Regions from separate parts of the Homo sapiens genome. Here all the other regions are linked to region 2. Evidence: chromatin loops called from intact Hi-C (ENCODE). Cell type or tissue: GM12878. All regions are shown on one strand. Region 1 overlaps LOC105379117 (a long non-coding RNA gene). Region 2 overlaps FER (FER tyrosine kinase). Region 3 has its middle 29 kb from the start of PJA2.

Region 1 (4,000 bases), 540 kb after region 2:
CTCTGCTCAGAAGCCACTGAGGGACCTATCTCTTTAAGTGTGTTAATTATAAAAGAATCCCAGGCTACGGAACATGATCAGGACCCTAGATTATAGGTTATATATTAAAAGGAAACGAAAAGACCAATGTAAAGCAAATATGGGAAGTAATTTGCAGGAATGAGCTAAGTTAAAAGACTCAGTTGTTGAGAAAACCAGCTATGTTTTGGCAAGTCAAGCAGGCAAAGATAGTGGAGTGAACTGAGTGTGTACTTATGGAGCCCCCTCGAGGAAGCTTACCCACCATATAGCTCCTTTAATAAGCTTTTCCACCTCAGCAGAATTGACCACTCCCAACTTTACCCACTGATGTACCACGAACAGTTTTCAGCACTTATACCTTCAATTCAGTTGCTTTATTTTGTTTATTTTTTCACTAAAAACTGTCATATTCATCTTTGTATCACCAGCACCTAGCGTATTTGTTACTAACAGGGATTTAGGTGACAAATTACATTATCTGCCCTAGCGATTGGTATTGCACTGGTGGTAATCTAGACTTTGAGAGTGTGTCAGGTGAGAAGGTAGCTGGAATAATTATGTTGGCTCCATACAGATGAACGATTCTTAGAATATATATCTTGTCTGCTCCATAGTGGTTTGCACAATGCTTAGCAAGGATCTAGTTTTTGCTCAATACATACACAATTACTTGATATTTAGACAAGCTGAGCCAAGCGTTAGTGCTTGCTTTATTTAACAGCTGATGGCTGATGGCTGCTCTTTAAAGTGGATGTAAAGGATGTGAAAAGAGAGTAGACAAGAAATATACCATTGGGGCCGGGCGCGGTGGCTCATGCCTGTAATCCTAGTACTTTGGGAGGCTGAGCGGGTGGATTACCTGAGGTCAGGAGTTCAAGACCAGCCTGACCAACATGGTGAAACCCCGTCTCTACTAAATACAAAAAAATAGCCAAGAGTGGTGGTGCATGGCTACAATCCAAGCTACTTGGGAGGCTGAGGCAAGGAGAATTGCTTGAACCTGGGAGGCGGAGTTTGCAGTGAGAGGAGACTGTGCCATTTCACTCCAGCCTAGGCAACCAGTGCGAAAACTTTCTCTCAAAACAAAACAACAAAAAAAGGAAATATACCATTGGTTCTTAGGTATATGAAACAGGTACCCAAACTTATTCATAACAAAAGAATGTAAATTAAAACCACACTGATGTGGTTTTTACCTATTAATTGGCAAAGATCAGGAAACTTAGTAATGGTAGTTTCAAGAAAATGAAAGTGTAAAACTAGTACAAACTAGAAAAGCTTCTAGACAGCAATTTTGTAATATCTATCAAAATTAAAAATATAGATACCCTTTGTTTCAAGAATCAATTTCCAAGGATCCTAGGATCAATATGCTCATATGTGTAAAATGATGAGTCAGCAAAGTTAGTCCCTGCAGCATTGTTTGTGCAAGCAAAAGATTGGAAACAAACCAAATGTGTAGTCAGGAGGTACCTGTTTGAATAATGGCACTATGTACAGTGGAATATTATGCAACTATAAACAGAATGGGAATGCTTTCCTTTTGTGCGTGCTGGTAGAAGAATCCCTAATATATGCTAAGGAAAGACAAGAAAGGTACAGAACAGTGTTATAATTATGCTATCCTTTTGTAAAAGAAGAGAAAAAGTGTGTGTGTGTATGTGTGTGCACGTGCACTTTTACATGCATAAGATATCTTTGGAAGAAAACAGAAAAAACTAGTAACATTATTTACCCTTGAGAAAAAAACCAGGTGACCAAGAGGTAGGAATGGGAAGGAGAGTTTTCCCTCTGTGTCCCTTCATGTTTTTGAAATGCAGAACCTTCTAACTACATGGCCTATAAAAAAAAAAATAAGTAAAATAAACACAGTTAAGTGACACTGTGGTTCTTGGCAGGGAGCCAACGTTGTCATGGTCACTGGCTGCAGCTGTTACACTGGCGTGGTCACCTACAGTGACATCTACTGGTGCTTCCTAACAGCACTGTTAGGTCAGTATTTTTCAAACTTGATTTCAAAGTGGGCCATGGAACCAATGTAGTGGGTCCAACCAGCATTAAAAAAGAAAGAAAGAAAGAAAGAAAGAAAGAATAGAAAATATCAGAGTACATAACAAGTAGTAAAGGTAAATAAGGATAAATACTGTTGTATGAACTCCTGATTTTTAAAATATTCTTATGTGTTCTGATATGTCTTTCTTACTGTGTCAAAAATGTTAGGAAGTCACCATCTTCGGTGGGGACCTTTCTCAGACAATCTATTCTTCCACAATTCTCCTTGAGCAACCAAGATATTAACGGGGAAGACTTGAAGTTTCTATGCTGCTTGATCCAGAATTTTCTCACCATGGATGTGGGGTTCTCACCTTTGAAGGTTGGTCTCTGCTTATGTCTCCATTACCATTACATTGTCTCTGTTCATGCCAGCTCCAGGCTGTGTGTCTCCACACTCGAAGGCACATTCTTTCTCCTTAGGAGTATATCCCATTCCATGGCATACTGTGGAGTTAACAGGGCTGACTGGAGTTTGGATGTGGTGGCTAAGACCAGAGACCTGGAATCCTTCATGCATCCTGAGCTTCAGAGACCCCTGTAACCATGTTCCTTTTCAGATTGACCCCAATTCCTTGACTCATGCAGCTGCACCATCAGCAATGCCTTTCTCTCCATCCCTGCTTCCTTCTATCTAGCTTTTTTCAAGATCTTGCCCAGGGTTACATCTTCCATGGAACTTTCCCTGATTCCCTCAGCCAAAGTGACCTGTCATATAATCATCATGCTCTCTTGATTGCAATTGAAAGAAACACAACTCAAACTGGGTTTAAACAAAGAGAATTGGAGCTCAGCTAATTTAGAAGTTCACAAATAAGTTGGATCCACAGACTGAAAGATATCAGGAAGCATTACTTTGTTTTTCTCAGTGATCCTACCAAAAGATCCAAGATCTCACTAGCCTAACCTGGGTCATTTGCCCAACACTGAATCAATCATTATAGCCCCTGAGGTTAGAATCCACTGATTGGCCAGTCTCAGATTACATGCTCTCCCCAAGAGAGCATCTAGTCATAGAGAGAAGCTATGTGGAGTGTGAAAAAGGGGTGGTTCCTTGAATGTATTCGTCTAAAGTGCTGTCAACTGAAGAGGGAGAATGAATACTGGGCAAGCAAAAACAACATGTGTTCTTGTCAACTTGTAATCTGTACAGTGAAAACACCAACTTCTAAATATATTTTCTTGTGTTAATACTTTACCTATGTGCTATGGTTTGTATGTTTGCACCCAACAAATCTCATGTTGAAATCTAATCCACAATGTGGTGGTGTTGGGATGCAAAGCCTAGTGGGAGATGTTTGGGTCATGGAGGCAGATCCTGCATGAGCAGGTTAGTGCCCTTCCTTGGGGGTGAGTGAGTTCTCACTCTATTAGTTCCCTGGAGAGCTGATTGGTAAAAGAGTCTAGCACCTCCCTGCTCTCATACTTCCTCTCCAGCCATGTGATCTCTGCACAGCTGGCTCCCCTTTCCCTTCTGCCATGAGTGGAAGCAGCCTGAAGCCCTCACCAGAAGCAGATGCCAGTGCCATGCTTCTTGTACAGTCTGCAGAACTGTGAGCCAAATAAACCTCTTTCCTTTGTAAATTACCCACCCTTGGGCATTCTTTTATAGTAACAAAAAATGGACTTAGGTGCTATGTGAGCATGAATCATTTACAATAAAATTGTCAGACAAGTAAGATTAACATTTCACTTCTCAAGTTATATTATTCAATTGTTCTACATTTTCCAGGCTTTGTCATTATTTGTTTTCTCTCAATTCTACTTAGATTTCCACTGACCAATTCTCATGGAGAATTGAGTAATTAATCAGTTTATAAAATCTATAACAACTATAAAAATATTGAATTCATTGTGTTTTTGCCCATTGATTTTTGTCAAATATTTTAATCACAATAAACATTTTAAATTTATGAAAGGAAGACCA
Region 2 (4,000 bases):
AGTTTCTGGAACAAAGTTGCATAGTTTCTGGATCCACAGTCCTTGGATTTGAATATGTGGCATCAGCTATTTTTTGGCTATATAACTTTGGGCAAGTTAAACTTTCTGTACCTCAGTTTTCTCATCTGTAAACTAGGGTTTGTAACAGAAACTATTTCATAGGGTTAATGTGGGGAGTTAAATGAGATAATCCATCTAAAATGCCGAGAAAATGCTTTCTCCTAAGAAATTCTTTACCCTATATTGTCTTTTATTGTTTATTAAATATAAAATTTTATAAAATTATTCTCAGTGTACAAAATGAGATTTATTTTGATGGACGTGATATAAAGAATGGTTGTTGCGGACAATAAAATTTAAAAAGTGAGTATCCAAAAAAGAAAACTAGAGGAAATTATGCAAAAAGGCAAGAAAATTAAAAAATTTTTTTTTGATTGCATCTAATTATAAAGGGAGCCAAAGACTTTAAAGAAGGAGATGTTTATGTCAGAATTGTGACCCAGGGAAGTTTTACGGAGTAAGACTTTTGACTCTCTTGCTCTTTTCTATTTTTCTTATTTGGTTTCATAAAGTTTCTTGAACTTTGGTCCCTTAGAAAGAATGTTCTGTACAATGCCTGAATATGATACCTGGCATCTAGTAGTTGTATCTTTGTTTAAAAAAATGAATGAATAAAGCAGGGATTTATAAAGCAATTAACAAATCATTATAGAATAGGTTATCAAAAGTGGAGCCTTACTTTCCGATTAAACATTTATGGTTTTGAGTATCCCACTCTACTTCCTCTCTAGCCCTGACACTTCATTTTGTGTTAAGTGTAGTAGGTTTTTGTGGCAAGGAAATTTAAAATTTTTATTTCTGTTGAGACCTTAGAGATCATTTACACATAATTTATATTCTTTTCCTTTGAATGAAGAATTATAAAGTATTGGAGAGTTATACCTCAATAAAAAATAAAAAAAATTAAAACACATTGGATTAAGAAAAGCTTTGTAGCACAGCTATCTGCAAGGTTTTGTTTCAAGAAGTGCTTGAAAGTGAGGTATATTCTCAGAGACCTTGAGATCCAAAACCTAAAATAAGAAGACTTCTATATGTTTCTTAGGAATAAAATCAGGTATTTTATTTATCTAATTTAAAAAATCAAAGGCCAGGTGCAGTAAGCTCACACCTGTAATCCCAGCACTTTGGGAGGCCGAGGCGGGCGGATCACCTGAGGTCAGGAGTTCGAGACTAGCCTGGCCAACATGGTAAAACCCCGTCTCTACTAAAAATACAAAAAAATTTAGCCAGGCACGGTGGTGGGCACCTGTAATCCCAGCTACTCAGGAGACTCAGGCAGGATAATCACTTGAACCCGGGAAGCAGAGGTTGCAGAGAGTCAAGAGCATGCCATTGCACTCCAGCCTGGGCGACAAGAGCGAAACTCTGTCTCAAAAAAAAAAAAAAAAAAAAAATCAAGTAGAACAGAGATTTATTTCTTAGATAGTGTTTCTTTACTTAATGTACAAGGATTTTCCGTTTGTTGCTCGAAAACGCAACATTTGTTGGCTGTATCTGTTCCTTTAATCCAGAACTGACTAGTATACTTCCATGCCAACAGGGGGAGATAGTATGAAATAGGAGATCCAGATTTGCACCTCTCTTCTATCTTGCTTTTGCCTCACACAGGAAGGTTTGTTGGTAAATTGACTTCCTTGGGCCCACTGTCACTATCTCTTAGCTAAATTTTGAGATGGAGCAGAAAATGAAATGTCCTCATTGTAAGGATCAGCTGGAGTCTGGTTTCGGCTCCCAATCCTGTAAAACATGTGCTTTAATGTTCAGCTCTGAGCCTTCCACATCAGAAGTCCACAGAGATCAGGTAAGGAGAAGTTCTGCCACAGGCCTACTTTACCCAGGGCCCCAGACATTATCTAAGAGTCCAGCAGGTCATCTATTTTATGCGGCTGCTTCAAATGGGAAGGATAATTTCTCTTGACTTCTGAATCTGGTGGTAAACAAAATTCTTTTGAACAATGCTATCACTTAGATGCTAAACCAAAGCCACTGAAAAAAATGAAAGTGGCTTCTTTTCACATTTGTATTTTATTTCATTTGTTTCCTTAATTCACCTCTCAGTTTTGAGAAAAATATGTCCTTTCCAGTATTTCAATACATGGAAGGTAAAAGAGAGTGCAGTTTTATTGAATATTTGAGGAGAAACATGGCTCAGATTTTAAACTGAGCCATGTTTCTCCTCAAATATTCAACAAAGATGATATTAAGATTTCTATTTTTCAAATTTCAGTTTCTATTCTGGCTGGTGAGCTCAATTTAGCCTTGTTATTTTCAATGTCTGTCACCAAAGGAAACTAATAATGTTTTTCTTGAACATAGGTATTTAATAGTTGGTGACCATAACTGGTAAAGCTTTTCATTATGATATGTAGCTATATAGTTCAATGCTAATTTTGTAATCAATGTTTATGGTTTAATTTAGGAACTTGGAATACACTAATTCCTTACTCTTTTAATGTATAAAATATAATTTCTGTTACTAATAGGAATATAGCCCTATTTTAAATCTGTTGTGTTGGTGAAGAATTATATTTATATGTCATTTTGCGACTTAATTGCCTGCATTCTCTTGAGTCCCTTATTTAATGCCTCTCTTTTTTAGGCTTTCTTTTTTCAGATTCACTATATTAGGAAAACCTAATTCTGGTCTTCAAATAAGAATTGTCAATGCCAAAAAAGTTTATGTATTTTCTTTATTTTGAAGATAGTTGAAATACATACACGATTCTTGCTTTAATATTACTACATCCAGTGTTTGGGTTATGGTGTTCCAAATATGTGTCTTATATTATTGGATAAGTACTGTTTGTAAATATAATGACCATTACTTGTGTGCATAAGTTTTGCTTATCTGGTTTATAAATTTATAAAAATATTAGAGGATATTGAATCCATTGGGATCATCTTCTCCAAATTATCATTTTATATATAATAATGTCTCTGAAGCCTGAGGTAATTAATGACTCACATAGCTAGCTAGTGACTTGCATAACTTAAATTTTTTTAACTTTAAAAAAGTCTCGCTTTCTTGTTACCCTTCAATCTCTGATATATATTCTTTTATGATCCTTCTTTAATATTTTTCTTTTTTTTTATACACAGTCATTGTCTTTTCAAAACATTTTGTGCTTTTTATTTATTTTTGAAATTGTTCTTAATTCTCTTAAATTTTATTAACTTTTTTCTTTTATATTAGAATCTTCAATCTCTGATATATATTCTTTTATTATCCTTCTTTAATATTTTTCTATGTATTTTTTTATACATACCATCGTTGTCTTTTCAAAACAATTTTGTGCTTTTTATTTGTTATTTTTGAAATAGTTCTTAATCCTCTTAAATTTTATTAACTTTTTTCTTTTATAGTAGTTCTACTACATATCTTCAAAGTAAAGTAGAAAAGATTACAGTTTTATTATTTTTCTCATTTATGTAAATTCTGTTCAGAGTAAATAGAATAAGAATTTTTGCTTTGATGGCTATCACCCACCATCCTTAGGAAGGCATTACATGTAAGGATGCACACTGACTCTTGAAATTTTAAAACAATTCAACAAGTACATACTTAATTGAACTCTCATAATTATGAACTTCTACCCATAGCCTTGATGATTTATCTTGGTTATTAACTAATACTGACCTAAGTATAATGAGACCTCTTGATAAACCTAAAAATATACTTTTAAGTACTTTTCATTGTCAGTCTGCTCAGTCAGATGTTACCACACTCACTTGGAGACATACATATTCAGTCACACATACCTGAATTGATCATAGGAAGCCTTTGTATTCTCATGGAGTCACTATTTAGCCTCTGTGTTTTATACAGATGTTCTTGACATCTTTTGTTTTTATATTCTGGTATTATTTATGATTTTTTTTTCAGTGAATTCTTACCACCATAAAGTACATACTGATTCACGAGAGTATATTTTAGGCA
Region 3 (4,000 bases), 510 kb after region 2:
CATAAGAAATGAAACTATACAAATACTGGAAGAAAATATGTGTGAATCACTTTTTAGCATCAGTATTTACAAAAGCTTTCTGTGAGTCAAAATGCAGTAACAGGAAAGATTGATATATTTTATTAGGTGAATATAAAATGTTTACATATTAGAAACATCACAAATAACCTTAAAAGATAACTGACACACTAGATAAAACATATAGGAGAGATAAAGGGCTTATCTCTCAAATATAAAAATCACTCTTTCTGTAAAATAGAAGGGAAAACACACCAGTATCAAAAAGCACACTTAATACCCAGATCGTGGTTTCTAATACCATTCTCCAACGAAAGAAACCAGGGCTCCTTGGAGAAACGGCTGACTCTACCACTTGGGCAAGTACTATACAAGATGAGCCGGGAGCATCTTATAATACCAGAAAGTACGGAAATGCTGCACACACACACACGCCCCACCCCCCAAGCAAAACCTGAAACCCATATTGATGAGGGTGTGTCAAAGGTGCATAGGAGCCAACTTGAGAGAGTTCTTACTGGCTGAAGCTGAATCAGTTTGAGCAACAAAATAAATAAAAGGGTATTGGATTTGGATTATAGCCTAGGACAAAATACATATTCATGAGTCTATACTGATACAAATAAATGATTGAATAAAGTAATAAATGGATGAGAAGGAGCAAATCTTCTGTACAGAAGAATTTCAAATAATTTATTTAGCTACTTCACCCTCAAGGAGATGGAACATAATTCCCCACCCTGAAAGCGTGGGCTGTGCATAGAGACTTCATTTCAAAGAGTACAGTATAAAAGAAATGGGAAGAAGTAATTTTACAGTAGTTCTCTACTGACAAACACTACCTAAGCCAGGTTATTGAGGTTAACATCGATATTCATAAATCACTTGTTGGTAGAATGTACCCTATGATGTGATGAGAGTGGCTCTCTACCTGTGAGGTCTTGCCCCACACAACCAATAACCCCAGTCTTAGAATAAGAAAAACAACAGACAAATTCTAATCGTGCAGCATCCTACAAAATACCTGACCAGTTCCTCCAAACTGTCAAGATCATCAAAAAGAAGCAAAGTCTGAGAAACTACACAGCCAAGAGGGGCTTAAGTAGATACACCTCTAAAATGCTATATTGTATCCCAGATGTGATCCTAGAACAGAAAAATAATTAGGTAAAAACTAAGGAAATTCAGATAAACTATGGACTTTATAACATTAATATATTAATAATAATGTATCAATACTGGCTCCTTAATTGTAAACTATGTGCCATACTAATGTAAAATGTTAATAATAGGGAAAACTGGGTGTAGGGTATATGGTAACTCTCTGTAGTATCTTCTCAAGGTTTCCATAAACCTAAAATTGTTCTAAAACATCTATTTCTAATTATATTTTGAAAATTAAATAAAATAAAAAACAGGGGGAAGAGGATAACTAATCATTAGAAAAATGGGAAAAAGACAGAAATAGACAACTCACAAAGAAGATATAAAAATTGCCCTTAAATATCTGAAAAGATCTTCAGTTTCACTCATAATTAGAGAAATGCAAATTAAAACCTTTATTTTGTCTTTGCAAAACCTTTTCTATTTTGGAAACAGCACCCTCTTTTGTTGAAAAGGTGCTCTCTCACCCCACTTGATCCCTCTGGTTCTAGTTAAAACTATCAGTTGTGCCGGGCAGAGTGGCTCATGCCTGTAATCCTACCACTCTGGGAGTCTGAGGTGGGAGGATCACTTGGGGCCAGGAGTCTGAGGCTGCAGTGAGCCATGTGCTCCAGCCTGGGCGACAGAGTGAGACTCTGTCTCAAAAAAATTAAATAAAACTATCAGTCATAACCATTTGACACATACTAATCACTCAGTTATTGTTAGCTAGTAACTTGTTATCTGGCTGTGGTAAAACCTACACTTGAGAAAATTTCTATTCATGCATCTATTACATTAGTATGGTACATAGCTTAGAGTTAATGAGCCAATATTGACACATCATTATTAACTAAAGTCCATAGTTTATCCAGAAATTGAAACATGGTCCCCTTGCAGGTTAGGAAGATTGAAAAGAGGTTAATAGTCAGTGTGGTAGGCATAGTGGAAACAGCTATGTTAGTAGAAGAATTTATATGTGAATTAGGACATACAAGTTCTTTACTGGGTCAGGCCCAAGATATATGCTATGTAATTAGATTGAAAGTTCCCCTGACTCTACTCCCTCTTTCCTACTTGCATGATCAATATCTATCATATCAGCCACCGCAGTGACATGTTTGGGCTGCTATTAATTTCTAGGGTAATCATCAAGAAAAACCATTAAGAGAGTCCCTTTCTCTGACACACACTACTTGTTCATCATAAAATTGAAAGTGTGTGGGGAAGAATATCTTACATCAGAGGCCATTTGGGCCTCATTTACCTCTGTCCCCAGCTCTGAGAAGATGTTCATTTGCAGGTTTTAGATGATTGGGTCCTCTGTATAGTGGTGGATGGTGAAATCCAGCTTGTGATATCAGCCATTTCCTGATTACTTTATTCTTAGTAAACTGTAGATTCTCACTTTGTTTACAGATATTTTCTGGTTTCTAATACTGTAGCCATGGTGGCTTAGTTTCTGATCTCAGTATATAAATCCCCAAACAGACAAGCATTTATAAGTGGGCTTAGGCAGAGTCTGCTAACAATTGTCAATTTCTAGGAGTCCTGTGTCACTGATTAAACCTGAACTACCCGGGAGACCACAGGAAACACTGGAACGTGAATTTATCAACTTAAAATGAAAAATATCATGGGAATAAGAAGACTCATAATCAGAGTGAAGAACTTATTCTCGCCTTTAAGGTACATGTGATTAGAAGGTTATGTGGTAGACATAGAAATCTTAACAACAGGCATTAGATAAATCAAATGTTTGTTACTACCAAGGCTGATAGGTCCATATCTTTATGGATATAGTCTTGCTACAGGGATCAAGGTACTCAAAATATGATACCCAAGATTCCCTTTACTCAAGAATCTGCTGAGATGGATAGTGCCAACTTTATTCTCTACAGCTCTCATTTATATGTGCTGGGAAGGGTACCAAACTGTTTTCCATGACTTTCCCTTTCTGGATTTCTTTAGATGATATGACAGGTATATGCCTGACAGGTATCACCTTTATATTATGATTCTGAAGGTTTAGGAACTTGTCCCTTTTGTAGGAGATTGTGTCCACAATTACTAGGTATTTTTGTAGGAGATTGTGGACACAAAATATCTAGTAATTGTGCTCATTTTGCAGTTGAAGTCTAATTAAGAATTCTATTGCTATCATTTTTGAGTTCTTGAGGGCCACTGGAATATACAATTCTCAATACACACCACATCTAACTTCTCATAAGCACAACATTTTCAATTTGTTGCTATATGGAGAAAAACTTGTAAGAAACGGATAGACGATAGCCTCATAAATTTTTCTTTATATTATAAAATGTAACAGACAGGTAAAAAATGTTGAGTTGTGAAATTAAATTAACTATAAAAGATATATCTATAAAATAATCAAAGGAGAAAGTTGTTCTTAGCCTAGACGGGGAGCAACACTTTAATACCACTTATTGTGTTTTCTGTGACTTAATTAATTTTTAACATTTGATAAATTTTAATCTTAATAATTATAGTGATCAGCATCAGATAAGGATAAATTTGTTTTTAGAATGCATAACTAATATTCTAAAACTTTTTTGGAAAGACCACAGCCTATATTGGAGTGAAAGATCCAAACATAATTTTTTTTTTTTTTTTTTTGAGACAGAGTCTTGCTCTGTCACCCAGGCTGGAGTGCCGTGGCACGATCTCGACTCACTGCAAGCTCCGCCTCCCAGGTTCACGCCATTCTCCTGCCTCAGCCTCCCGAGTAGCTGGGACTACAGGCGCCCACCATCATGCCCGGCTAATTTTTTTGTATTTTTAGTAGAGACGGGGTTTCATCGTGTTAATCAGGATGGTC

Evidence for each region. A loop is a pair of places that touch in the nucleus more often than their neighbours do. Peaks named below come from ENCODE experiments on the same cell type or tissue, not always from the same donor. Only the 100,000 strongest peaks of a DNase experiment are listed, where the experiment ranks them.
Region 1: it touches region 2 in a loop (2.8-fold over the local background); 18 of 110 quality-filtered maps call a loop at or near these places.
Region 3: it touches region 2 in a loop (2.7-fold over the local background); 14 of 110 quality-filtered maps call a loop at or near these places.

What each region holds. Positions count from the first base shown.
Region 1 is chr5:109,467,001-109,471,000 of GRCh38, forward strand. It overlaps LOC105379117 (a long non-coding RNA gene), which reads left to right. Exons shown (of 8, transcript XR_001742838.2): 4 at 2,242-2,395. Among named protein-coding and RNA genes, the nearest start is that of PJA2, 59 kb to the left of the region's middle. RefSeq lists an enhancer at 1,811-1,890. In GM12878, CTCF peaks have their summits at 256 (motif pointing left) and 1,983 (motif pointing left); a DNase peak (open chromatin) is centred at 1,921.
Region 2 is chr5:108,922,926-108,926,925 of GRCh38, forward strand. The region is part of intron 10 of FER (FER tyrosine kinase); the gene reads left to right. Among named protein-coding and RNA genes, the nearest start is that of FER, 180 kb to the left of the region's middle. In GM12878, no CTCF peak of the experiment used is centred here; a DNase peak (open chromatin) is centred at 1,763; H3K27ac peaks cover 1,012 bases.
Region 3 is chr5:109,437,351-109,441,350 of GRCh38, forward strand. No RefSeq gene overlaps it. Among named protein-coding and RNA genes, the nearest start is that of PJA2, 29 kb to the left of the region's middle. In GM12878, a CTCF peak has its summit at 1,632; no DNase peak of the experiment used is centred here.